2 separate regions of the Homo sapiens genome follow, and region 1 is linked to region 2. A link is an interaction called in ENCODE POLR2A ChIA-PET data of the cell type or tissue named here. Cell type or tissue: OCI-LY7. All regions are shown on one strand. Each heading gives the region's core, and the rest is flanking DNA. Links, peaks and the distances in the headings are about the cores only. Region 1 overlaps IQGAP2 (IQ motif containing GTPase activating protein 2). Region 2 has its middle 44 kb from the start of SV2C-AS2.

Region 1 (15,153 bases), core at 4,866-12,865, 220 kb after region 2:
TGCAACACTTATGAAGACCCATTGCATGTCAGGCACTATTCTAGGCACTAATGGCAGAATAGTGAGCCAAGCAGACAAGGGCCTGGTTTCATGGTGGCGGGGAGGCAGACTAAGTGAATTTATAGCTGTGAATTGTGATAAGTGTCTGAAGGAAGACACGAAAGCCAGTGTTATGGGTAGATAGCAACGGCCAGGAGATGGGCTTCTCAGAGGAGGAGTTTACTCTGAGGATGGAAGAGTGAGAAGAAAGTCACCTGTGTGCAGTCAAGGGTGGGCACTGGGAAGAACTGTCCAAAGAGAGGGAGCTCATTTGTGAGAGACTTGCCACAAGGAGGAAAAGAGCTTGTCCGTAGCAGAGTGGTTGAAAGGGACAGTGGTGGAAGATGAGGCCAGGAAGAGCAGAGATGAGATTGCACAGCCATGCAGGCCCCATGGAGCACCTGAGATTTCATGCTATGTTGAGGGGACAGCAATCAGAAGCCTTGTGATGCCATATGGTGCAGTTTGCGCTTCAGAAACATCAGTTGCTGCTATACAGAGAACAAACCAGAAGGAGGATAAGAGGGGAGACAGAGTCCAGTGAGGGGATAACTCAGTCCAGGTGGCAGTGACCTGCACAGACAAGAAGTGAACTGCTTCAAGAGGGAAAACCAAGGGTGGATCCTGAAAAGGAAATAGAAATGGATGGAGGGCCATGAGAAGACAGCTGGGTGGACAGTGGGAGATGACCAAGGAGGAGGGAGCAGTCCCGTCCATTCTAAATGGGGTGTTTGGTGGTGAAGGGCCAGGAAGGTTTCCATGGTGGGGACTTGAGAGATTAGAGAGTGGTCCCAAGCAGACTGGGGCAGGCAGGAGAAAGAGGAATGGACAGAAGGGCCTTCCTTGGAGAGGTTTCAGTCTGACAAGGTTCAAAGATGAATAGTACTCTGAACAGCACCTTGATAATTGTAGGTTTATAATAAATTCTTGTCAAATAGGTAGGTGTGCCTTAGATAGGGAAGGCATGCACACAGTGGTTAGCAGTGTGAACTGTAGAATCAAAATACTTCAGCGTCTAGCTTCGCCATTAACTTTGGCTCTCTGAGCCTCAGTTTCCTCACCTGTGAAGTGGGAATACAGATTGAATATCCCTAATCCAAAAATCCAAGGTGTTCCAAAATTCAAAACTTTTTGAAGACCGACATGACACTCAAAGGAAATGTTCCTTGGAGCATTTCGGATTTCGGATTTTGGGATTAGGGATGCTTAGTCAGTATGTCTGATGCAAATATTCCAGAATTTGTAAAAATCAGAAACTCGAAACGCTTCTAATGCCAAACATTTCAGATAACAGATCCTCAATGTAATAACAACAGTATCTGCCTTTGTGGAGATATTGTGAGGCACAAAATGATCCATGCAGGGCACTTGGCATGGTGCCTGACAGACATGAGCATCTAGTGAATATTGGAGGCAGTGCTTGTTCTAAGGTACTTGAGCAGTAAAATGAGTATAATATTTGGACTTGAAGTCCAAATATTATGGGATTCTGCAAGGGAGTCTTAACCTTGAGCCTAACAAGTTAGGTCAACTCAAGCATCTTACTTATTTGTGCCATCAGTTTCCTCATCTGTAAAATAAGCAAATTTGGATAATGTTATTTGTTTCTAAACTACCTCCTGGTTTTAAAATGCTCTAATTCCAATATGTAGAATGTTAGCATCCAATGATGACAATGTAATTCCTCATCTATGCAGTTTAAACTAGATGAACCATGTTTGCTGGTGTAATAGCTCAGCAGTGGAAAAACAGCATATACTTCCTGGTCTAATACCTGAAAGAAATTAGGTGTATGGATAACAGCAACCCTTGGCTAAATCTGACTGTAGACATGTCACCTCATCTAATAGTAATATACAGGACTGGAGCGGGAAGAAAAGACTTGTTAAAGATGATTATAGTGGACTGGGATTATTTCAAGCCTAATTAGAAGACCATTTTCATTCTAAGTGAAGCAAACTCAGTATGTTGACAATGTTATTGCTGCAATTCACTAACGAAAGTGTGCTAACATGAATCACAGGATTCTGAAGTCAGCATTCTCAGGTAGTTTAAAAGGATGAAGGATTTGAAATCTGTCATTTCATTTGTTGCAGAAATATGACCAAGATAACCACCCTTTTCTTCAGTGCCTCTTAACATGAAGCACTGAAATTTTTTCTGACCTTAAAGGTAAACGAAAGTTCCAAGCCTAATCTTGTATTGTAATAATTATAATAGCTAATATTTACTGCATTCTTAGGTGCACTTTGCAACTAAATACCTTCCATATATTCTCAGATTAATCTCTGCAACTCAAAGAAGCATTTTGTGGCTCAGGAACCAAGGTTCAGAGAGATTTCTATCTTTCCTGAGATTACTTTGCTAACAAGACCACTAAACACATGGGTGTCTTTGTTACATAATTTGGGATTGTTGGAGCCCACCAGTTTTGGACACCAGAAGCCCTCTGTGGTCAAACAAGATTAGGTTTATTTAACTTGTTGGGCAAGAAAAGTGCATACCCATATTGCCACAGTGAAGAGAAATGAGTAGATTTGGGCTTGTGCTGGGTGGTTCTAGTAGGGATTTAGGGAAGCAAGAACCCATTTTCTTTTGGGTGTCATCAGAAAGTGGGATCAATTTGGTGTCTTGGTAATTTTTATCTAAGAGGTGGGAAGATTGAATAGGGACTTAGATTGTCATCAGTAAAGAAAGCAGAGTACCTCATATTAGTTGGAAGAGGGGGACATTATTTATTTTGTGGCACAGAGGGTTCTCATACCTGTCTTGGTTCAGACTTGATTGTGGATTGTTTCTATCTTGTTCTTCCATGGTCACAGAGTGGCCTTGTCTGAAAATTATTTGCATAAGCAAATTTTTGCTGAGTTATAAACACTCAAACAGTATAGCCTGACCTGTCAACTCTCTGGGCTCTGTTTATTCCTTTTCCTTCTTCCCTTCCTTCAACTCTCCCTTCCTCTATCTAGTTCATTAGTAGTTAATTTTTGCCTTCCAAAGAATAATCAAACAATCTAGGTCCTTCATTCTTCTCTGATAGAGTGTTAGCATAGGGAAGGTTTTCAGATCCGGAGAGATGTAGTCTTGAATCCTAGGTCAGTCAGTTGACAACTACTTGACTTTAGGCAAATCACATCATCTTTTTGGTCTATCTTTCCATATCTTTAAAAAATAGAAATTTATTCCATTGTGTGAATGCACCAGAGTTTATTTAATCTTATTCACCCACTAAAGGACATTTCCATTATTCCCAGTTTGAGTCTATTAAAATAAAGCTGTTATGAACACTGCAAAAAAAAAAATAGGAATGATAATTACCTTTCAGGGTGTTTTGAAAATTAGGGTTAATTTACATGAAGTGATTGGAACACATGGTTCAATCACGAATAGTGGCCACCATTGAGAAGGCATAAACATTTGTCAAATGTTAATTTGCTTATACTTTATATTTCTAACAGCAATGAAAATACTTTTTATACAACAAATTATTAGATTGTAGAAGGTAACAGAAGGTGGGGAGAGCCAAACTTTCTGAATGTGATTATCTACTACTGAATGTTAGTTATATGGTAAAACTTGCTATAGTTATTGTTTTGTACATTTATTAAAAATTACAATAAATAGATAACATGGTGCTATGCATTTAATTAGTGAAAAGCACAAGATCATTTTAAAGTTCTTAATGGTTCATTCCTGATAAATTTTTATGAGATACAGGCAAGAATGCTATACTTACAGGCTGTGCAGAAGGAATGACTATCTGATGAGGGCTATAAAGAAGAAATGGAAGATACACAAAAGCTATTTTTATTGTAGGGGTAGAAAAAGATCTTGTTAAATATTTCTGCTGAAGGTTTGTTTCTTATATACAAGGCCAAGATCAGGGTTAAATTAGAAGAATCAATACTAAAGTTAGTTCTGAATTGTGGGATGGTTTTTGTTTTCATCTTTGTATTTTGCTATATTTTCCTATTTTCCAGGTTTTCTGCAGAAATATTCTATTCATGATTAGAACAAAAAAAAATGTAGTCTTCTAAAAATCCTGTCTTTTTCTGAAGTTGCTAGGCCTCTCAGCCATGGTTGCCAAAATCTGGACACCATGCATGTGTGTGTATGTGCGTACACACCCACGCCTGTGTACATGTGTCTCATAAAACATCCTTAAGCATGAGCTAGACATTAAACAGTCTTGGAGATTCTAGTTCAGAATTTACCTCAAACGTGTGAATTATGGAAATTCATGGTTCATCACAGATGGTTGGGATGTTGCCAAGATACATCCTTTAGCACGCCTCTGTTTGCTTTATGTGAACATTAATAACTCTGTTCCAGGAGAAATACAATTGAAAAGCATCCTGTACATGAAAAAAGTTATTGCAAATGACTCACTTTTTGTGTGGTTCCTTCTCTCCCTTTTTCCCTCCTATCGTCACTTTAGAAGTCTGGCCTTCATTTTCGACACACAGATAATACCGTCCAGTGGTTAAGAGCGATGGAGTCTATTGGTCTACCCAAGGTAAGCCTTCACGCACTGGAATCTGAACTAGAAAGGCAAAGGGGTAGTACACAAACATCTCTTTATGAGCAATGACTTTGGAGACTGGGTTATGTTAATGTAGAAATGAGAAATGTGAGGACTAAAAAACATGGAAAGACCTATCCAAAGTAACATATGGCAAGAACTCAGAATGAGGGATGTGCCCAGATTGAGAGCAGCCAGGTAAAATTGTGCACAAAATAAAGGCAGAACAAGCTATAGCTGGTAGATAGGTGAGCTATCTAAAATAGCCAACTCCCTTTCTTGTGTTGCTATTTGTACATAAAGATTCTAAGTCTCAGCCACTTTTGGTGGCTCATGCCTATAATCCCAGCACTTTGGGAGGCTAAGGTGAGAGAATCACTTGAGGCCAGGAGTTTGAGACCAGCCTGGGCAACATGGCAAGACCCTGTCTCTATTAAAAAAAAAAAAAAAAAGAAATCTCATTGTATTAGTATACACTTTATTACTGTAAATTATTATAAATTTATTTTTTGTAAATTATTGTTATTATTATTTCAAGACAGAGTCTGGCTCTGTCGCCCAGTCTGGAGTACAGTGGCTTAATCTACCACCTCCGCCTCCCATGTTCAAGTGATTCTCCTATCTCTGCCTCCCAAGTAGCTGGGAACACAGGCAAGTAGCTGCCCCATGCCCAGCTAATTTTTGTTTTTGTTTTTGTTTTTGTAGAGACAGGGTTTTGCCTCGTCGGCCAGGCTGGTCTCAGTCTCCTGAGCCCAAGCAATCTGTCCACCACGGCATCCCAAAAGTGCTGGGATTACAGGGATGAGCTACCATGCCCGGCGTATAAATTATCATTATAAATCATAATATCACTTGTAAAGGCTAGTGGGTTATAGCTCTTACTCCTAAAATAGATCTCCTAAATATAATTTAACTCAGCAAACATTCAGTGCTTGTTAAATTTGAAGAGCAGGCATCCTAAAGTCTGTGAGAGAATTAGGCAAGTGGAGGAAATGAGGAAATAATTACATTTGATAAAAATTGTAGAACTATTTTTTTAAACTTGTTATTTTGAAATAATTATAGAATCACAGGAAGTTGTAAAAATAGTACTTCTATGTTTATCCTTCATTCAGCTTTCCCCTAGTGGTGACATCTAACTGCAGTACATGTTAAATTGACATTGGTGTATTAGTGTAAACTAGACTACAGACCTTTTTCCATTTTCACCATTTCATATGCATTTATTTGTGTAAGTGGGCATGTGTGTGCATGTATGTGTGATTCTGTGCAGTTTTATCCCATGAATAGATCTGTGTAACCACCACCACAATCAAGACACAGACACACAGAAGAGTGGTCCTTCTGATTGCATCCCTCCCCCAGCCCTGTTCCCTGGCAACCACTAATATGTTCTCGATCTCTATAGTTTTGGCATTTTGAGCACAATATATAAGTGTAATCATATAGCGGGTATCCTTTGAGTCACATCGTTTCCACTCTGTATATGGTCCTTGAGACCCATCTGGGTCAATAGCTTGCTCCTATGTGTTGCTTAGTATGTACAGCTATTTTTTTTTTTTTTTTTTGAGACAGAGTCTTGCTCTGTCACCCAAGCTCGGGTGCATTGGCACAATCTCGGCTCACTGCAACCTCCGCCTCCCAGGTTCAAGTGATTCTCGGGGTTATCACTTACAGGCATGCACCACCACGCCTGGCTAATGTTGGCCAGGCTGGTTTTGAACTCCTGACCTCAGGTGATCTGCCCACCTCAGCCTCCCAAAGTTCTGGGATTACAGGCGTGAGCCACTGCACCTGGCCTGAAATCTGTTTCTTATCAGGCTGTTAGTTTCAAGTTTAAGAAAAAGAGTAAGAAATAGTATGTAGGATAACCCCCCGAGTTATCAAGTGTAACCTCCCGAGTAGCTGGGGTTACAGGTGGGCACCACCACACCTGGCTATTTTTTGTATTTTTAGTAGAGACAGGGTTTCCACATGTTGGCCAGGCTGGTCTCGAACTCCTGACTTCAGGAAATCTGCCCGTCTCAGCCTCCCAAAGTGCTGGGATTACAGGCATGAGCCACCATGCCTGGCCTGTACAGCTATTTTTAAAAAATTATTTAGGAGTGGTCTCGCTGGAGGTCAAGAGGATAAGCTACTGGCTTATGAAGACCTCTGTTGTGCCAGGTGTGCAGTGAAAAACACCCACTGCCACAGAAACAGAAGATTCTTTAAATGTAATTTATTAATGCCCATTTTTAATATAATTGTGCTCATATCTGTTTTAGGTCAGTCTCATTTTATCTTGAAATGATCAGTGTTTAAATTTTGTTCTGCCATTTTTAATCAAACTATTTTCTCTTCTCCTAAAATGCCCAGAACGTTAAATGCTGTTTCCTTCTAGGAACTGGCTGTAATACATAATTCATATTTCTGGATTGTGATTTAGCAACTACTAACTAGAGGCTGGATGATAAACCGATTAATAAAAAACGAATTTAAACAGAATTGTTTTGTATAAGGCAACATCAAATTCAGATAATTTCATTGGATTTGATAGATTTGATGTAAACCTTTTCAAATTGTATGTATTTAGGGCCAAACAAGTGGTGTTATAGAGCAGATTTTATTTTAACATTGGTTTTTATTATGAAGTCATTGATATATTGCATTGCAGGGGCAAGAGACTGTACTGAGTTGACTTTGATGTATCATATTTAACTTGTATTCCTTCATTTATCAATATTAAGTGCTTACTCTGTGCTCAGTATCATGCTAGGTGCCAGAAATACAATGCTGCATAAAACATTCTGGTGAATGATAAATTGATCTCATCTCCTTGCTGAAGGAAGTCATTTATAATGGCTTTCCAGGAGAAATATAAATATAAAAGATTCTTGTTTAAAGAAAAGGGAAGAGGCAATTGTAGTTATTCTCTGCTTACATAAAAAACTTTAAACCGGTAATACTCTTTTTTGTTGTTTTTTGAGACGGAGTCTCGCTCTGTCGCCCAGGCTGGACTGCAGTGGTGCCATCTCGGCTCACTGCAATCTTCGCCTCCTGGGTTCAAGTGATTCTCCTGCCTCAGCCACCCAAGTAGCTGGGACTATAGGTGTGCTCCACCATGCCCAGCTATTTTTTTTTTTTTTTTTTTAATTTTTAGTAGAGGCGAGGTTTCACCATGTTGGTCAGGCTGGTCTTGAACTCCTGACCTCACGTGATCTACCTGCCTCTGCCTTCCAAAGCACCACCATGCCCAGCTAATACTCTTCTGAATTTAGGGATCCTCTTCTCATTGATACTTTAGTAGCAAATGCATTAAAGGAAAGTTGGAAAGGCTTTTTAAATTTCTTAGGCTACTGCCATTTCTTTAAGTACTTAGTAATTATATATTTTGTAGCTCAAGAAACTTTGCTTCTTTCTTTTCTCAGCTTTTCTCAGTGACCAATAGGAAATTGCACTTGAGTATCACGTACTACCATATGATGCATTATTTTAGTTTTTGATGTCAGTTTTTATAAAATATTTACTTAAAGTAAATAATGTCTAAATGATTATCTTAATTTTAAAAGCCTCAAGCTTAATTATTTTTTGTGTGTGCTTAGGAACAGAGAAGTTTGGTGCCTCACTCTGAAATCTGTTTCTTTTGTTGATTTGTTTGTTCGTTTGTTTTGTTTTGAGATGAAGTTCTGTTCTTGTCACCCAGGCTGGAATGCAGTGGCACGTGCTTGGCTTACTGCAACCTCCACTTCCTGGGTTCAAGCAATTCTCCTGCCTCAGCCTCCCAAGTAGCTGGGATTACAGGCATGCACCACCACGCCTGGCTAATGTTGGCCAGGCTGGTTTTGAACTCCTGACCTCAGGTGATCGCCTGCCTCAGCCTCCCAAAGTGTTGGGATTATGGGCGTGAGCCACTGCACCTGGCCTGAAATCTGTTTCTTATCAGGCTATTAGTTTCAAGTTTAAGAAAAAGAGTAAGAAATAGTATGTAGGATAACCTCCCGTGACACACATTTACCTATGTAACAAACCTTCACATGTACCCCAAACCTAAAATAAAACATGTTAGAAAAAGGAAAAGAGTGTGAAGGTGTATTCAAAACTTTGATGTTCAGACCTTTCAGTCTAGTAATTTCATATTTAGATGATTATCCAAAATAATCAGATGCTCAGAAAATACAGAAATATTCATTGCAGTGGCTTATAATAGGGAAAAATTAGAAGCAAAACAAATGTTCAACCATGGATTAACTGGCTAAGCTAGGGTTCAAAAATATAAACGAATCATATACATCTATTAAAAATAATCTTATAGTATAATGAAGGGGATGGGAAATAATTGTGTTCTGTAAAGTGTTTTAAACAGGTTACACTAAGTACAATTTTGTTTTCACATGCACACATATATATAAACCTAAAAAAATCAGAGACATACAGAAAAAAAGACCAGAAGAAAAATAGGGACAAAATTGCTAATAGTGACAATCTGGGAGGTGGGGTCATAGATGTTTTTCCTTCATACCTTATATACTTTCCAGATTTTATTTGGTGAAAATGTCTTACTTTAAACAGATTTTTTAAATGTGTGTGTGTGTGTGTTGTATATGCATGTATACATGTGTACAGAGCACATATGCCAAGTTTTTAACAATGCAATAAAGTGGCTAATAACAAGGACACCCTTCTCAGGCCCATGGGACCTCTGGGAAGTCACAGGAGTGTGAAGGCTACAGGAGGCAGAGCCCACATGTGCTCATATGCCCTATGAAATGAAACACTGCCACTAGCACTGTGGACACAGCCTTCTTGGAGTAGCTGGCTGGGGACCCCACCATCCTCCTGTGGACCACTAAGAGGCATGCTGTCAGGCAGGGGTCCAGATATGGTGATTGGTCTATCTCTACAGCAAGATGAAGCAATGGCAGAGAGGTTCCTCTATATTTAAATAATTATAGGATAGCAAGGACAATCAAAATAGGGTCATTTTGGGAAGTTAAAATACTTGTGAGAAGCAAAACATATAATAAATATTGTTTCTTTTGTTTTCCAGATATTTTATCCAGAAACAACAGATGTCTATGATCGGAAAAACATACCAAGAATGATATATTGCATTCACGCACTGAGGTAGGGGGAAAATGCAGCTAAAAGGTGCTCTAAGAAGTAGATTTAAATAAAACTAAAATTTCAATTTTAAAAGAGGTTTTAAGTTACTTTAATAGTTTGAAGAACTTTTTATTAAATTCCATTGTTTTGGATTTGCTGGTACAAAATTAAAATAATGGTCACATATAAGCAATTCTTGAACTTGAAAAATGTTTTTCTGATTTTTAAATCTAACTCAAAATAGAAAACCAGAAAATGATTGAAAACCATTAAGTACAATAAAGAGAAAATTTAGGTTGAAACTTCTAGAAATCCAATTGTAATGTACTACTATATTCTTGAGTTATGACCTAGTTTACAAATATAATGCAGATATATCAAATGAGCAACTTTAATAGTCATAATTTTGGTTTAATGAGTTAAAATTATAATTTAGTTCAATTCTTACAAATTAAGAAAATAGAGGTAAGAATGGTTTCTTTTGATCTTCTGTTCAATAGAATTTGTACCCTAAGGATAAAGAAGAAACATAGTAGTTTGGTGTAAATTAGTCAAATCAAGACACATTCATTATTTTAAAGCAATTGTTCAATAACTTAATTTTTGAAAATGCTGAAATTCTGCTAGTTCACAGATTACATTTTATCTTATTGGCCTGGAAGAAATGTGATTTTTAGATGGTAACAAAGATTATTCTAAAAATCCAGTTTGTGGCTGTTGTCTTGAATGTACACAGGTAATGGTTTTGGAAGACTTCATGTCTGATTAAATTTTAAATTACTTTTAGAACATCTGCCTTGTGTTTTCATCACTAGAAGTCATTTTCCTGGCAGAGTACTCTGCCTAGAGGTTTATGTTGACTTCTTCCTGGCTCTTTTCCTCTCCAAAGGAAAATGCTTCTACAATAATTCATGGTGGTGTTGGCTTTCTAGAGAAGAAATTTGATTATGTCATATAATTTGACTTTTTCCCCCAGTCAGTACTTATGGGATTGCTTTGGAAGATGACAGTTGCTAGAAATATAGACCAAGTGTAGGTGCCTTTGCTATGATTTTTTTTTATTCTAGTAACTTAGAACAACTGGTTAAAAAAAGAAAAACAGCAACAGTAAAAACAAACCTACTTCATGCTGCCTTCTCAGATGTGGCGAGAGTATCATTATGCCACAGGTTTTCTAAAAGCTCCTTGTGCAAAAGTGCTTATGTTGAGGAATATTTTCAACTTGTGTTGCCTGATATTCTTTATTAAATATTTTTCTGATCTTAGAATGATAACACTATAGTTAGTACTGGGTCTATGAGCTGCTAAGCCAGCCACGACTAGTTAATGCCATTGCTACATGTGTGCATCACAGTGCTAATCTCTAGTTCTGTCGCATGCTCGTGGGCTGTCTCGTATAAGTTTCAATTGATTTTCTGAAATAGACAACTGGGACATTCATGTTAAGGAGCTTATAAACAAATGGTATGCTAAGTTCCTTTCTGGTGATATCATGGTTCTCCTAAAGGAGCTATCTAGAGCTGCACTTAGACTTACATGTGTATTTGCCATGGTTTTAACAATGGCTTGAATAGCTTGGTAAACAAAGAAAAAACAACTTTTTGTTTATTATTACCAATTGTATACAAATATTGATGTGATATTTTCCAGGACTGTGTTTTTCAGTTATTCATCATAGACATCTCCATTACTTTTACTCATCCTGGAGGGGATTCCTGTTGGGTCATGTCATTCACCAGATCTGATCTTAAGTAGGATATTTTATCTTCAAAAGCAATATTTATTTAGTAAATAGCATTCTCCTCGCTTTTCTTTGTTCTAAATTATTGTATAGCTGCCTCTCACTATGGAGCCGAGAAGTCCCAAGTGTATCTTGCAGCTTTTTCCACCAAAACTTGTTCCTGCTATGATTTAAAATGCAGTCAGTCACTCAAAGGAGGCTGATATTCTGCTTTGTTGTGCAAGACACATTTGAAAGCTGAGGAACAATCCTCTAATAAATACAGTGGGTTTGATAAATACTCTTGCTGCATAGTTAGAAATGATGATGGAAATGAACTAACATGTCTTCAGCTTTTATATCCTGGCTGCAAATACAGCACTGCTGCTGTATTTGAGAGTTGTTATTACCTGGTAGAGTAATTAGGCAGGTCAGAGATTCTGATTATAACTCAGAAGCCAGCAAGGAAGTTTCCCTAGGAAGTTAAGCTTGCCAGGCGCTGCCTTCTTCCTGCCCCAGCCTGTGGGCCTGACTTGATCTAAAAAGTTAGCTCTTAGCCCTGACCAAACTTGTCTCCTATTCCCTGTCATCTTGATTTGGGCTTAACAACCTAACTTCTGGGTGCTTATGCTTGCTTCCTGTTTGTATCTGTGTTCCCCTTTGCTGCCTGCCCCTCACCTTATCATTTTATTTCTGATCCCAGTCTCGTGTCCTACCACTCACCAATCCCTGTGTCAGTTTAGCTTGGTGTTCTCAAGCCAGACTCCATGAACATTACCACAGCAGCAAAGGGAGGAAATTCTCAAGCTTCACCTAATGTAGACAGACTCACCTTAGCGGTGGATGGCATCTTTTTTTTTTTTGAGATGGAGTCTCACTCTGTCACCAGGCTAGAGTGCAGTGGTGCAATCTCAGCTCACTGCAACCTCCACCTTCCGGGTTCAGGTGATTCTCCTGCCTCAGCCTCCTGAGTAGCTGGGACTACAGGCACGCACTACTATGCCCAGCTAATTTTTTGTATTTTTAGTAGAGACGGGGTTTCACCATGTTGGCCAGGATGGTCTTGATCTCTTGACCTCGTGATCTGCCTGCCTCAGCTTCCCAGTGTGCTGGGATTACAGGCATCAGCCACCACGCCCGGCCACATCATTCTTTTTCTAAAGAAATGTTTGTCTTTTTCTCATTTTTTCAAAAGTAATGTATGCTCATTGTGGAAAAAATTGGAAAATCCAGGAAGAATGTTAAAGAAAAAGCTAAAATACCCACTATCTCAACACCAAGTAAAAACCACTGTAACTATTTTGATATCTTTGAACTTAAAGTGTATACTGCGTATGGCATGTTTTACTTTTGTGGCTTCTTTTGGAATGTTATAAAGCCTCTGCCTTGAAAAGGAACCAGTTTAAGAGTGAGAGCCTTACTAACTAGTTACTATACTAATTTTTAAAAAATATCTGGAGGCCTTTTACGTAAGGGTAAGAACACTTTTTTGACATGTTGTTTAGTGCCCACCTTATTAAAGATGTATAATAAATGATATTAAACAACTGTTACTTGTTTAAACAGTCATAAAAGTGAGTTCCTTGAAAGAGTTGGAATAATTTAGTAGAAATGATGTTTTGAGTACTTCAGATACCTTAAAGAGCAGGTGAAATGCCCAGGTACGTTATTACAAACTTACTACACTGGAACCTATTCTGTAAGACCCATACTACAAGTTTCACTCATTTTGTTTATTATTTATAACTAGTTTTGAGTTGTCCTTGGCTATTATATTATTTTGATACCTACCCAGAATTGACATAATCTTCGTGGCACCAGAAACAAAAGAATACCCTTTCAAACCTGCCATGATTACAGATCTGGGTTTCGGATGGATCACTTGTGAGTCAGAACATGGCGCAACTTTGGGTTCTTCTCCCATGGCGAGTCAGACCCTGGCCACAGGCATCAGGCTAAACTTTCTTTGTTTAAAAAAAAAAAAAAAAAATCAGACCGCATTTAAGTACCCGGCTTTCAGGTAGGTCTTTATTTACAATCTGGTCCCCACCCCTGCCCCCCTTCCCCATTACCCTGAAATAATTTACTTTCTTAAGTCTCACTTGACCAGCATTGTATAATCCATTGTCCTGTCATAATGATGTATTGGCCTGATCCATTAACATTATTAAAAGCTTATGTATGCCTTTTAAATATTTTTTTTTTAATTAGTTGGGCTTTCTAGAGGTTTTCATCCCCTGGGAGACAAGGGATTGACTGTACCCAGTGATCCTTAGGCTTTTGGGCTGATTTATCATCTCAGATCATGTTTCTAGTCCTGCCTCCACTTAGTTAGTGGATGTGACCACCAGTGCTGGACCCTCTTTCTACCCGGTGTTTCTGTCACCACCTATGCTCCTTGGTTCTTCCTTATCTTGGGGCACTTCCTTTGTTTTCTGGGACTATTTAGTTTACTCAAAGTTCTTGGTCTTTATTCTTTCATGTAGTATAAATAGTATAAAAATATCTATATATAAACAAATATAGGCCAGGTGTTGTGGCTCATGCCTGTAATCCCAGCACTTTGGGAGGCTGAGGCAGGCAGATCATGTGAGGTCAGGAGTTTAAGATCAGCCTGGCCATGATGGTGAAACCTCATCTCTACCAAAAATACAAAAATTAGCCAGGTGTGGTGGCAGGTGCCTATAATCACAGCTACTCGGGAGGCTGAGGCAGGAGAATCGCTTGAACCTGGGAGGCGGAGGTTGCAGTGAGCTGAGACTGTGCCACTGCACTCTAGCCTGGGCAACAGAGGGAGACTCCATCTCAATTAAAAGAAAAAAAAAAAAGCATGGTGGCACACGCCTGTAGTCCCAGCTACTCGGGAGGCTGAGGCAGGAGAATAGACCCAGGAGGCGGAGATCACAATAAGCCAAGATCGCGCCACTGCACTCCAGCCTGGGCAACAGAGCGAGACTCCGTCTCAAAGAACAAAACAAAACAAAACAAAACAAACAAACAAAAAACAGATATAGAAGAAACAAAGTACTTGTGTTTTAATAATGCTCCCCAACTTGTTAAAGTCAATATAAATACACATTCGCTATTTATCTCTTTTTTTTATTACAACTTCCTTTTTGGACACTGTATATTATTCTCTTGATTATTGTTTTGAACCTGTGGCCTTTCTCAGACTTAACCAAGATTAATATCTCTTTCTTTTTGATGAACCAGATTGTTTCAGCTTGGTCAGTCTGAGCTCTTTCTGGCCCACTTCCTTGTCCTTCTAGCACCGTCCCTGACATTCTTTGAAATATCCTTGCTCGTGGTCACAACAGGATGTTCCAGTCCTATCCTGATTATTTCTGCTTTGAGATGTGGAACCACCACTCTCTAGGGATTCCTCTTAAAAGTCATGTGTTTATATTAATTTTTCAAGTTTAACCTTATTAGCTTACTGGATTCTGCTTTTCTTGCTGTCTAGTTCATTTGACCATTGAGATTCTTCTACATGGGCAGCCACAAACGGAAGCTATGTCTGCCTCTCCTCTGTGATAGGATTACTCTTCCCGCTGCTGATACTGTAGCTGTGTCGCAGCAGCCATGTTTTCAGGTGCAATGGTGATGCCATGGCTCTGGCAGACCCACTTCTGGTTCACCAGCCGTCCAGGTACTCTGGGAGCTTTGTGGAGTAGAGTTTGTCTAGCCAGCTCCCACACAGCCAGGTGGCTGTCTTGCTTACCAGGTGGCCTTTGAACCTGCTCCTCAGGCATTAATGCATAACTTTCCTTGTCTTAACACTCTGTTC
Region 2 (13,831 bases), core at 143-8,142:
TGGATTATTTGTAAGGATATGTTTAGTTTGTAAGAAACCGCGAAACTGACTTCCAAAGCTGTACCATTTTGCATTCTCACCAGCAGTGAATGAGAGTTCCTGTTGCTCCACATCCTTGTCAGCATTTGGTTTCACTGCCCACTTAACTCAGCAGCTAACTGTACCAGAGAAGGTTGTACATGAGTAATGTGACTCTATATAATAAAGCTAAATCTTTAGGTGCCCTGTAGAGCAGTAATGGTTAAGAACATGGGCTGGGCATGGTGGCTCATGCCTGTAATCCCAGCACTTTGGGAGGCCGAGGCAGGTAGATCACAAGATCAGGAGTTCAAGACCAGCCTGGCCAAGATGGTGAAACCCCATCTCTACTAAAAATACAAAAAATTATCTGGGCGTGGTGGCAGGTGCCTATAATCCCAGCTACTTGGGAGGCTGAGGCAGAGAACAGCTTGAACCCAGGAGGCAGAGTTTGCAGCGAGCCGAGACCATACCACTGCACTCCAGCCTGGGCAACAGAGTGAGACTCTGTCTCGAAAAAGAGAAAAAGAACATGGATGCTAGAGCCAAATTTCCTGGGTCCATTTCCATACTCTATCATGTCTAACTAGTTAACCTTGGATAAGTTGCTTAACTTCTCTGTCCCTCATTTGTTTCATCAATAAAAAAGAAGAATAGTACCTACCTCTTGGGGTTGTTGAGTTAATGTAAAGTATTTAGAACAGTGTCAGGCACAGAGTAAGCCCTCAATAAATTTCAGTAATTAGGCCAAGCACGGTGGCTCACGCCTGTAATCCCAGCACTTTGGGAGGCCAAGGCAGGGGGATCACGTGAGGTTAGGAGTTCGAGACCAGGCTGGCCAACATAGCAAAATCCCTGTCTCTACTAAAAATACAAAAATTAGCCAGGCATGGTGACGCGCACCTGTAACCCAGCTACTCAGGAGGCTGAGGCAGGAGAATCACTTGAACCCGGGATGGGGAGGTTGCAGTGAGGTGAGATCGCGCCACTGCACTCCAGCCTGGGCACTCCAGATGGAGCAAGACTTCATCTCAAAAAATAAAATAATCCAGTGATTATTACCAAAGACATGTATATTTTAAACAATTCAGTTTAGATTGTCAGAAAATGACTGACTAGAAAAAATCCTTGAAAGTTTTGGCTCTCCACAAGAACACATGGAAAGAGATGGATTTTTAGCCTTCATTTTTTTTTTTTTTTTTTGAAGCAAAGTCTCACTTTGTCACCCAGGCTGGACTGCAGTGGCATAATCATAGCTCACTGCAGCCTCAAACTCCTGGCCTCAAGTGAACCTCCCACCTTGGCCTCCCAAAGTGCTTGGGATTATAGGCAGGAGCCACCATGCTGGGCCATCAATGGCTACACTTTTAAAATCCTCACACAGTGAAGCAGTGTATCAGACATTCCAGAGTAATAACCCCAGGTATGCAGTTGAAGACTTGCTATAGCAAGTACAAGTAAGACAGTTTTTCTGTGTCCACACAACAGAAACCAACTTCATGTTGATAATAGCATTGCAAGCGCCTTAGCTTCCCACTGATGTTCAGATGCTAGGTTCTGGTTTTATGGACTCAAGGAGGTGTGTTACATCCTTCATCTTGAGCTATTTTGTGCACTGTATGTTTAAAATGATGCAAGAATTAAACGATCACAAATCTGCATGTCTTAAGTGACCATTACCATTTCCTCCATCCTGCCCTCCATACATGTGATTTTCCTCTCTAGGGGCCCTTTAGCTGCTAGAGAAAAAAATATGAGATTTCCTGTCTGTCTGCCATGACTTACCTATCTTCTATCCCTCATTCCCCAGAGAAGCAAAGGGCCAGGAAGAGAGAAGGAAGAAGAAGGGATATGGGAATATGGGGAACTCTCCAAGGAGAAGCAAGGCAGTCATCTGCCTTCTCCAGAGCAACTATTTTCCTGGGGCCTCAGGAAATGTGACATGCCTGTTGAGACTCTAATGAGTGCAGCAGCCAGGTTCTGTGGTCTCATTTTCCAGTGTGAAATCCTTTGTTCAGTGTGGCTTTAGCTATAACACCACGGAGGCCTAGAGACAGCAGGTTGCTGACTGGTGCAAGTATCTTTATTCAGTCACTAAAAATATATATACTAAGGAACTAAAATGAGCCAGAAATATTTCTAGGCACCAAAGGGAATAATACATTGTTCCTTTCCTCAAGGAGCCTACATCAGAATGGGGAAAGACAGACAATAAGTAAACAAATAGATCAACAAAATTCTGTAAGATGGGCTGGGCATGGTGGCTCACGCCTGTAATCCCAGCACTTTGGGAGGCCGAGGAAGGTGGATCATGTGGTCAAGAGATCCAGACCATCCTGGCCAACATAGTGAAACCCTGTCTCTACTAAAAATACAAAAATGAGCCAGGTGTGGTGGCACATGCTTGTAATCCCAGCTACTCAGGAGGCTGAGGCATGAGAATCGCTTGAACCCGGGAGGCGGAGGTTACATTGAGCCAAGATCTCACCACTGCACTCCTGCCTGCTGATAGAGTGAGACTCCATCTCAAAAAAAAAAAAAAATTCTCTAAGATGGTATGCAGAGCACAAAACAGGATGATGCATCTGCATCACTGGGTCGGTGCAACTTCAGATTGAATGGCCGGGGAAGGCAGCTTTCTGGAGGCGGCCATTGACCTGAATAACAACGATATATCTTAGGCCAGGTGAGATAGCTGAACCTGTAATCCCAGCAGTTTGTTAAGCTGAGGTAGAAGAGTCACTTGAGCTTAGGGGTTTGAGACCAGACTGGGCAACATAGTGAGACCTTGTCTCTACAAAAACAATAAAAAAATTAGCCAGGCACGGTGACGTGCACCTGTAGACCTAGCTACTCAGGAGGCTGAAGTGAGAGGATAGCTTGAGCCCAGGTGGTTGAGGTTGCAGTGAGCCATGATCGCACCACTGCACGCCAGCCTGGATGACAGAGTGAGATCCAGTCTCAAAAAAAAAAAAAATAGTCTCAATGTTCAGTCTGGGCTAGATAGTATTTTGCTTTGGAAACCTCTATGAGCTGGGGTGTCCCTCTTCCCACAAAGAGACAAGCATGAAATTGGATGCCAGGCTGCATCTAGAAAGGTATGGGAACTGTCTCAGCAGGGAATTGCTTCAGCACTTCTACACCCTGCCACAGTGGAAATGTCAGTTTACAGAGCTAGCTGCCTCCACTCGAGCTGCTGTTGGTCTTCTGTCCCAGTCAGTGTATCTGTTCTATAGTGCTGATACTAAAACCACAACAAAAGCACCTTGCTGTAATAGCTCCAACTATAGTGCTAGCCAGACCGTGTCTCCTGTGGACCCGGTATACAAATTTCTCACCCTCGCATGGCAAGCTCAGTGCATGCAAATAGTTCTGTCATTTAGAGCATCATCATCAAGGGATTGTACTTTACAGAGGATAAAATCTCACTTTAAAAAAAAATCGGCTGCTGGACGCGGTGGCTCACGCCTGTAATCTCAACATTTTGGGAGTCCAAGGTGGGTGGATCACCTGAGGTCAGGAGTTCGAGACCAGCCTGGCCAACCTGGTGAAACCCTATCTCTACTAAAAATACAAAAATTAGCTGGGCATGGTGGTGGGCACCTGTAATCCCAGCTACTTGAGCGGCTGAGGCAGGAGAATTACTTGAACCCAGGAGGCGGAGGTTGCAGTGAGCTGAGCTTGCGCCATTGCACTCCAGCCTGGGCGACAGAGTGAGACTCTGTCTTAAAACAAAACAAAACAAAACAAAAACATCTGCCATGTAATCCAACAAGAGAAAAAAAAAGTAAAGATTAATTATGAACGTAAGCAACTCCATCCAAAAAGGAAGCTGTTATGGTTTGACTGTGCCCCCAAAGTTCACGTGTTGGAAACATAAGCCCCCAGTTCAACACTGTTGAGAGGTGGGACCTTTAAGAGGTAATTAGGTCATGAGAGCTCTGTCCTAATGAATGGATTAACGTTATCTCAAGAGTGGGTTCATTACTGCAAGAGTAGGTTTGTCATAAAAGCTAGTTCAGCCCCCTCTTTCTCTCTCTTGGACTTTCTTGCTTTTCTTCTTTCCACCATGAAATGATGAAGCAAGGAAGACCCTCACCAGATGCTGGTCCCTTGGACCTCTCAGCCTTCAGAACTGTAAGAAAGAAATATGTTCTTTATAAATGATCCCAGTCTGTGGTATTCTGTTATAGCAGCACAAAACAGACTAAGACAAAAGCTGGCTAGACAATAAATATTTCATATCCCTCCAAATTCTCTTTTGGTCTTTTTAATATGCATCGGTACATTTTCCACAATTTTAATCAGCATAAATACACAGGTCTGTATCTTAGTTTTTTTCTACTTTACATTTTTCATATAATACATTTCCACATATTAATATTGCTCCCATGTGTCATTTAAACAGTCTTATAGAATCTAAGCATATTGAAATTCTTTTTTTTATTTTTACCTCTTTTTTTTTTTTTTTTCCTGAGACAAGGTCTTGCTCTGTTGCCCAGGCTAGAGTGCAATAGTGACATGATCATAGCTCACTATAATCTTAACTGGGCTCAAGTGATCCTCTTGCCTCTGCCACCCCAGAAGCTAGGACTACAGGTGGGAGCCACCATGCCCAGCTAATTTTTTAATTTTTTTTTTGTAGACGCAGAGTCTTGCCATGTTGCCCCGGCTGATCTTGAACTCCTGGCCTCAAGCAATCCTCCTGCCTCAGCCTCCCAAAGTTCTGGGATTACAGTCTCGAGCCACTGCACCTGGCTTTCTTTCCATTTTTGAGGATTAAAATTACTTGAAATTTTCCAAATATATTATACAAGGTCTTGCTAAGAACTTAGTAGATTTCTTTATTGTTGTCTTTTTTCTCTCTCTTTTGCCTTGTAGAAATATCCCACAAAGTGAAGTAACCAAGTCAACAAGTGTGAACAATTTTATAGCTCTCCTTAAATTTACTATACAGCTCTCAGAAACAACGGAGCCAGTTTATAGCAGGAGCCATTAGTGGGTGTGGACCTCTTTTCTAAGATCTGCTTCTAAACTTGGCTTTATCACATAAAGAGAGAAAAGCATTACAAACAATTTGAAGGAATTCTTTGTCTTATAAAAAAAATTCTGAAAACCTCCTTGTATTCCCACTAGGAGGTATAGTTAACCTTGCAACTCCACAAACAGACCACTTTACACACTTGCCCAGGGGCCTTTGTTTTTGCTTGCCCCTCCTCTGAAATGCTCTCTACAGGTGATTAAGTGGCTTTTCCCTTTACTTAGGTGTCTACTCAGGTAAAATCTTAACCAAGACGCCTTTACTTAAAATGTCCCTCTGCCCCACCCTGAGGCTTTTAACTTGCATAGCCCTCATCATCACCTGACATAATATGTACTTCTTTGCTTTTATAGATATTATCTGTGTCCCTCCACTAGGATGTCCATTTCATGGGAATAAAGACTTTGTCTCTTTCATTTGCTTCTATATTCCCGGTGCCAAGAAGATGCCTCATACATAGTAAATGCTCACTAACTATTGTGGAATGAATGAGTGAGTGAATGAACCAAGTGTCTGATTACATCATCATTAATTGCTTGGCATTCTGGAGTTAGCGCTGAAAAGCTGTGCAAGGCCAGTTATTGGGGCTAAAAAGTTTGCTGGCCAGTGTGGTTGTTCATGCCTGTAATCCCAGCACTTTGGGAGGCCGAGGCGGGTGGATCATGAGGTCAGGAGTTCGAGACCAGCCTGGCCAACATAGTGAAACCCCATCTCTACTAAAAATACAAAAACTAGCTGGGTATTTAAAAAAAAAAAAAAGTTTGCTGGTCATGAGTGTTTTTGTTTTTTTGTTTGTTTGTTTGTTTTGTTTTTGAGACAGAGTCTCACTCTGTTGCCTAGGCTGGAGTGCAGTGGCTCGATCTTGGCTCACTGCAAGCTCTGCTGCCCTAGTTCAAGCGAGTCTCCTGCCTCAGCCTCCCAAGTAGCTGGGATTACAGGCTCCTGCCACCGTGCCTGGCTAATTTTTGTATTTTTAGTAGAAATGGGGTTTCACCATCTTGGCCAGGCTGGTCTTGAACTCCTGACCTTGTGATCCAACCGCCTTGGGCTCCCAAAGTGCTGGGATTACAGGCGTGAGCCACCGTGCCCAGCCAAATAGTCCTTTTAAAACACTAATGGGGCCTGGCACGGTGGCTCACACCTGTAAAACCAGCACTTTGGGAGGCCGAGGCAAGTGGATCACTTCAAGTCAGGAGTTTGAGACCAGCTGGGCCAACGTGGTGAAACCCTGTCTCTACCAAAAATACAAAAATTAGCTAGGCATGGTGGCATGTGCCTGTAATCCCAGTTACTCGGGAGGCTGAAGCAGGAGAATTGCTTGAACCCCGGAGGTGGAAGTTGTAGTGAGCCAAGATCACACCACTGCTCTCCAGTCTGAGCCAGAGTGAGACTCTGTCAAAAAAAAAAAAAAAAAAAAAGAAGAAAGAAAGAAAGAAAAGAAAGAAAGAAAGACGAAAAGAAAAGAAAAGAAAGACACTAATGGAACTTATGAATGGTCTCCTCTCAAAAATGCATACTCAGAAATCTTAGTGTATGGTTTCAAGAGGCTGAACCTGCTAACATTCCCAATGAGTCCAGAAATCTGTTTTAGAAGCATTGCTCTAGGAACTACATTGCCACCTAGAAATCACAAACAGGTGGCCTAACAAACCACACTTGTTTTAGTTTGGCTCCTGCAGGAGTGAAAGGCACAGAGATTGTTTCTTAAGTTTTGAATTAGTTGCCCAAAATTTAAACTTCAGAAGATTTCACATCGGAAAAACAATCCGTATTTCTTAATTCCGTTGAAAACTCAGAAGGCCTAGGAGCACTTGGCCCACAGTCCTAGCTACAGATAAGCTATGGCAGCCCCACCTGGAAGATGTCCTCTTCCCTTTACTCTAGTCCCCACTGCTCCTTGTGGCTTCTATGGTTTTGAAGCAGAGCCTTGGTGACCGTTTATTATTAGGTTTGCACTGTTGTTTTCCTTTTTCTTTTTCTTTTGTTTTTTTTGAGATGGAGTTTCACTCTGCCATCCAGGCTGGAGTGCAGTGGCATGATCTTGGCTCACTGCAGCCTGTGCCTCCTGAGTTCAAGCAATTCTCCTGCCTCAGCTTCCCAAGTAGCTTGGACTACCAGTACCCGCCACCACGCCTGACTAATTTTTTGTGTTTTTAATAGAGACGAGGTTTCACCACGTTGACCAGGCTGGTCTCGAACTCCTGACCTCAGGTGATCTGCCCGTCCCCGCCTCCCAAAGTGCTGGGATTACAGGCGTGAGCCACAGCACCCAGCTACTCACTGTTGTTTTCTTAAGCCTGAGTTAAGAGGAAAGCAGAATAGACTCTGCCTCCTTTTTTCTGAAGTCAGGATCATTTCATTTACGTCATATGCCTGGCCACTGCAGAGATTTGACTTTAGACCCCTTGCCTAACTCAACTATAAATGATAAGGTTAAGGAAACTAGGACCCAAAAAGATTAAGAGACTTGTCCAAGTTTACACGGAGGCTGACTTGAGCTCTGGTTTTCCTAATTGCCATATGTGTGTTTGGTCTTTGTCCCTGGTTCCTGGCACAAGGCTCCTAAAAACGCCTGACATTTCCTTGGCTGGGCACGGTGGCTCACGCCTGCAATCTCAGCACTTTGGGAAGCCAAGGCGGGTGGATCACCTGAGGTCAGGAGTTCGAGACCATCCTGACCAACGTGGAGAAACCCCGTCTCTACTAAAAATACAAAATTAGCCAGGCATGGTGGCGCACGCCTATAATCCCCATGTACTCAGGAGGCTGAGGCAGGAGAATCTCTTGAACCCAGGAGGCAGAGGTTGCAGTGGGCCGAGATCACGCCATTATACTCCAGCCTGTGCAACAAGAGTGAAACTCTGTCTCAAAAAATAAAAATAAAAATACAAAAATTGGCCAGGCACGGTGGTTCATACCTGTAATCCCAGCACTTGTGGAGGCCGAGGCGGGTAAGGATCACCTGAGGTCAGGAGTTCGAGACCAGCCTGGCCAACACGGTGAACCCTCATGTCTATTAAAAATACAAAAAATTAGCCGGGCATGGTGGCAGGCGCCTGTAATCCCAGCTACTAGGGAGGCTGAGGCAGGGAGAATTGCTTGAACCCAGGAGGTGGAGTTTGCTGTGAGCCAAGATGGCGCCATTGCACTCCAGCCTAGGCAAAAAGAACAAAACTCTTTCTGAAAAAAAAAAAAAAAAAATTTAGCTGGGCATAGTGGTGCATGCCTGTAATCCCAGCAACTCGAGGAGTTGAGGCAGAAGAATCGCTTGAACCCGGGAGGCAGAGGTTGCAGTGAGCCGAGATCACGCCACTGCACTCCAGCCTGGGCAACGGAGCAAGACTCCATCTCCCAAAAAAAAAAAAAAAAAAAAAAGTCCTGGCATTTCCTAAGAGATAGGAGTGTCTTGTTATTCGTAAGGAGCAATTTGATCACATCTGAGCTTAAGTCACTAATGAGTGACTTAGGGCAGGGCCCGCAGGTAGCCTCAGGATGGGGCTGGTCATCAAAAAGACCAAGTGATTAGAGGGTTGAAACTATTAGCCCCATTCATTGACCTCCAGGAAGGGAAGGGCAGTGCTGGAGAGTAAACTCTATTTTTTTTTAAAAAAACAACTCTTGACCGGGCGTGGTGGCTCACACCTGTAATCCCAGCACTTTGGGAGCTGAGGCAGGTGGATCACGAGGTCAGGAGTTCCAGACTAGCCTGACCAACATGGTGAAACCCCATTGTCAGGCCTCTGAGCCCAAGCCAAGCCATCACGTCCCCTGTGACTTGCACGTATACGCCCAGATGGCCTGAAGTAACTGAAGAATCACAAAAGAAGTGAATATGCCCTGCCCCACCTTAACTAATGACATTCCACCACAAAAGAAGTGTAAATGGCCGGTCCTTGCCTTAAGTGATGACATTACCTTGTGAAAGTCCTTTTCCTGGCTCATCCTGGCTCAAAAACACCCCCACTGAGCACCTTGCGACCCCCACTCCTGCCCGCCAGAGAACAAACCCCCTTTGACTATAATTTTCCTTTACCTGCCCAAATCCTATAAAACGGCCCCACCCTTATCTCCTTTCGCTGACTCTCTTTTCGGACTCAGCCCACCTGCACCCAGGTGAAATAAACAGCCATGTTGCTCACACAAAGCCTGTTTGGTGGTCTCTTCTCATGGACGCGCATGAAATTTGGTGCCGTGACTCAGATCGGGGGACCTCCCTTGGGAGATCAATCCCCTGTCCTCCTGTTCTTTGCTCCGTGAGAAAGATCCACCTACGACCTCAGGTCCTCAGACCCACCAGCCCAAGGAACATCTCACCAATTTTAAATCAGGTAAGCGGCCTCTTCTTACTCTCTTCTCCAGCCTCTCTCACTGTCCCTCAACCACTTTCTCCTTTCCACTCTTCAATCTCTCCCTTCTCTTAATTTCAATTCCTTTCATTTTCTGGGAGAGACAAAGGAGACACGTTTTATCCATGGACCCAAAACTCCGGCGCCGGTCACAGACTGGGAAGACAGCCTTCCCTTGGTGTTTAATCATTGCAGGGACGCCTGATTATTCACCCACGTTTCAAAGGTGTCAGACCACGCAGGTATGCCTGCCTTGGTCCTTCACCCTTAGCGGCAAGTCTCGCTTTTCTGGGAAAGGGGCAAGTACCCCAACCCCTTCTCTCCTTTTCTTTACCCCTTCTCTGCTTTTCTGAGTGAGGGGCAAGTACCCCTCAACCCCTTCTCCTTCACCCTTAGCGGCAAGTCCCGCTTTTCTACGGGGCAAGAACCCCCAATCCCTTATTTCCGCGCCCCAACCTCTTGTATCTCTGCGCCCCAATCCCTTATTTCCACGCCTCGACCTCTTATCCCTGTGCCCCAATCCCTTATTTCCGTGCCCCAACCTATCTCTGCGCCCCAATCCTTTATTTCCGCACCCCAACCTCTTATATCTCTGCACCCCAATCCCTTATTTCCGTGCCCCGACCTCTTATCTCTGCGCCCCAACCCCTTTTCCCACTTTTCTGGAAGGTAAGAACCCCCGAACTCCTTCCCTCCGTTTCTCTACTCTTTTCTCTCGGCTTGCTTCCTTCACTATGGGCAACCTTCCACCCTCCATTCCTCCTTCTACTCCCTTGGCCTGTGTTCTCAAAAACTTAAAACCTCTTCAACTCACATCTGACCTAAAACCTAAATACCTTATTTTCTTCTGCAATGCCACTTGACCCCAATACAAACTCGACAGTAGTTCCAAATAGCCAGAAAATGGCACTTTGAATTTTTCCATCCTGCAAAATCTAAGTAATTCTTGTAAAACAGGCAAACGGTCTTAGGTGCCTGACGTCCAGGCATTCTTTTACACATCAGTCCCTTCCTAGTCTCTGTGCCCAGTGCAACTCGTCCCAAATCTTCCTTCTTTCCCTCCCACCTGTCCCCTCAGTACCAACCCCAAGCATCGCTGAGTCTTTCTAATCTTCCTTTTCTACAGACTCATCTGATGTCTCCCTTCCTCCCCAGGCCGCTCCTCGCCAGGCCAAGCTAGGTCCCAATTCTTCCTCAGCCTCCGCTCCTTCACCCTATAATCTTTTTATCGCCTCCCCTCCTCACACCTGGTCCGGCTTACAGTTTCGTTCCGTGACTAGCCCTCCCCCACCTGCCCAGCAATTTACTCTTAAAAAGGTGGCTGGAGCTAAAGGCATAGTCAAGGTTAATGCTCCTTTTTCTTTATCACAAATCAGATAGCGTTTAGGCTCTTTTTCATCAAATATAAAAACCCAGCCCAGTTCATGACTCGTTTGGCAGCAACCCTGAGACGCTTTACAGCCCTAGACCCTAAAAGGTCAAAAGGCCGTCTTATTCTCAATATACATTTTATTACCCAATCTGCTCCCGACATTAAATAAAACTCCAAAAATTAGAATCTGGCCCTCAAACCCCACAACAGGACTTAATTAACCTCACCTTCAAGGTGTACAATAATAAAAAAAAAAGTTGCAATTCCTTACCTCCACTGTGAGACAAACCCCAGCCACATCTCCAGCACACAAGAACTTCCAAACGCCTGAATCGCAGCGGCCAGGCATTCCTCCAGAACCTCCTCCCCCAGGAGCTTGCTACACGTGCCGGAAATCTGGCCACCAAGCCAAGGAATGCCCGCAGCCCGGGATTCCTCCTAAGCCGTGACCCATCTGTGCGGGACCCCACTGAAAATCGGACTGTTCAACTCACCTGGCAGCCACTCCCAGAGCCCCTGGAACTCTGGCCCAAGGTTCTCTGACTGACTCCTTCCCAGATCTTCTCGGCTTATCGGCTGAAGACTGACACTGCCCGATCGCCTCGGAAGCCCCGTAGACCATCACGGACGCCGAGCTTCAGGTAAGTCTCACAGTGGAAGGTAAGCCCGTCCCCTTCTTAATCAATATGGAGGCTACCCACTCCACATTACCTTCTTTTCAAGGGCCTGTTTCCCTTGCCTCCATAACTGTTGTGGGTATTGACGGCCAGGCTTCTAAACCTCTTAAAACTCCCCAACTCTGGTGCCAACTTAGAAAATACTCTTTTAAGCACTCCTTTTTAGTTATCCCCACCTGCCCAGTTCCCTTATTAGGCTGAGACACTTTAACTAAATTATCTGCTTCCCTGACTATTCCTGGACTACAGCTATATCTCATTGCCGCCCTTCTTCCCAATCCAAAGCCTCCTTTGCGTCCTCCTCTTGTATCCCCCCACCTTAACCCACAAGTATAAGATACCTCTACTCCCTCCTTGGCAACCGATCATGCACCCCTTACCATCTCATTAAAACCTAATCACCCTTACCCCACTCAACACCGATATCCCATCCCGCAGCACGCTTTAAAAAGATTAAAGACTGTTATCACTCGCCTGCTACAGCATGGCCTTTTAAAGCCTATAAACTCTCCTTACAATTCCCCCATTTTACCTGTCCTAAAACCAGACAAGCCTTACAAGTTAGTTCAGGATCTGCGCCTTATCAACCAAATTGTTTTGCCTATCCACCCCGTGGTGCCAAACCCATATACTCTCCTATCCTCAATACCTGCCTCTACAACCCATTATTCTGTTCTGGATCTCAAACATGCTTTCTTTACTATTCCTTTGCACCCTTAATCCCAGCCTCTCTTCGCTTTCACTTGGACTGACCCTGACACCCATCAAGCTCAGCAAATTACCTAGGCTGTACTGCCGCAAAGCTTCACAGACAGCCCCCATTACTTCAATCAAGCCCAAATTTCTTCCTCATCTGTTACCTATCTCGGCATAATTCTCATAAAAACACACGTGCTCTCTCTGCCAATCGTGTCCCACTGATCTCTCAAACCCCAGCACCTTCTACAAAACAACTCCTTTCCTTCCTAGGCATGGTTAGTGTGGTCAGAATTCTTACACAAGAGCCAGGACCACACCCTGTAGCCTTTCTGTCCAAACAACTTGACCTTACTGTTTTAGCCTAGCCCTCATGTCTGCGTGTAGCGGCTGCCACTGCATTAATACTTTCAGAGGCCCTCAAAATCACAATCTATGCTCAACTCACTCTCTACAGTTCTCATAACTTCCAAAATCTATTTTCTTCCTCATACCTGACGCATATACTTTCTGCTCCCCGGCTCCTTCAGCTGTACTCACAATTACCATTGTTCCTGGCCCGGACTTCAATCTGGCCTCCCACATTATTCCTGATACCACACCTGACCCCCATGACTGTATCTCTCTGATCCACCTGATATTCACCCCATTTCCCCATATTTCCTTCTTTCCTGTTCCTCACCCTGATCACGCTTGATTTATTGATGGTCCACCAGGCCTAATCGCCACACACCAGCAAAGGCAGGTTATACTATAGTACAAGCCACTAGCCCGCCTCTTAGAACCTCTCATTTCCTTTCCATCGTGGAAATCTATCCTCAAGGAAATAACTTCTCAGTGTTCCATCTGCTATTCTACTACTCCTCAGGGATTATTCAGGTCCCCTCCCTTCCCTACCCATCAAGCTCGAGGATTTGCCCCATCCAGGACTGGCAAATTAGCTTTACTCAACATGCCCTGAGTCAGATAACTAAAATACCTCTTAGTCTAGGTAGATACTTTCACTGGATAGGTAGAGGCCTTTCCTACAGGGTCTGAGAAGGCCACCACAGTCATTTCTTCTGTTCTGTCGGACATAATTCCTCAGTTTAGCCTTCCCACCTCAATACAGTCTGAAAACAGATGAGCCTTTATTAGTCAAATCAGCTAAGCAGTTTTTCAGGCTCTTAGTATTCAGTGAAACCTTTATATCCCTTACGGTCCTCCATCTTCAAGAAAAGTAGAATGGACTAAAGGTCTTTTAAAAACACACCTCACCAAGCTCAGCCACCAAAAAGGACCGGACAATACTGTTACCACTTTCCCTTCTCAGAATTCAGGCCTGTCCTCGGAATGCTACAGGGTACAGCCCATTTGAGCTCCTGTGTAGACGCTCGTTTTTATTAGGCCCCAGTCTCATTCCAGACACCAGACCAACTTAGACTGTGCCCCCGAAAACTTGTCATCCCTACTATCTTCTGTCTAGTCATACTCCTATTCACCGTTCTCAACTACTCATACATGCCCTGCTCTTGTTTACACTGCCGGTTTACACTGTTTTTCCAAGCCATCACAGCTGATATCTCCTGGTGCTATCCCCAAACTGCCACTCTTAACTCTTGAAGTAAATAAATAATCTTTGCTGGCAGGACTATGCTGAATCTCCTTAGGCACTCTCTAATCAGATATCCTGAGTCGTCCC

What was found. ChIA-PET counts read pairs that join two places held together with the same protein. Peaks named below come from ENCODE experiments on the same cell type or tissue, not always from the same donor. Only the 100,000 strongest peaks of a DNase experiment are listed, where the experiment ranks them.
Region 1: POLR2A ChIA-PET joins it to region 2 with 29 read pairs; 3 of 35 experiments call an interaction of 5 or more read pairs at or near these places.

What each region holds. Positions count from the first base shown.
Region 1 is chr5:76,566,103-76,581,255 of GRCh38, forward strand. IQGAP2 (IQ motif containing GTPase activating protein 2) reads left to right here. Exons shown (of 36, transcript NM_006633.5): 4 at 4,478-4,555; 5 at 9,591-9,667. Among named protein-coding and RNA genes, the nearest start is that of F2RL2, 50 kb to the right of the region's middle. In OCI-LY7, for the core only: a CTCF peak has its summit at 5,713; no DNase peak of the experiment used is centred there.
Region 2 is chr5:76,348,467-76,362,297 of GRCh38, forward strand. It overlaps a transcript of SV2C not described here. Among named protein-coding and RNA genes, the nearest start is that of SV2C-AS2, 44 kb to the left of the region's middle. RefSeq lists enhancers at 2,769-2,838, 8,446-9,425. In OCI-LY7, for the core only: no CTCF peak of the experiment used is centred there; DNase peaks (open chromatin) are centred at 1,705, 2,885, 3,315 and 3,880; H3K4me3 peaks cover 1,853 bases; H3K27ac peaks cover 4,255 bases.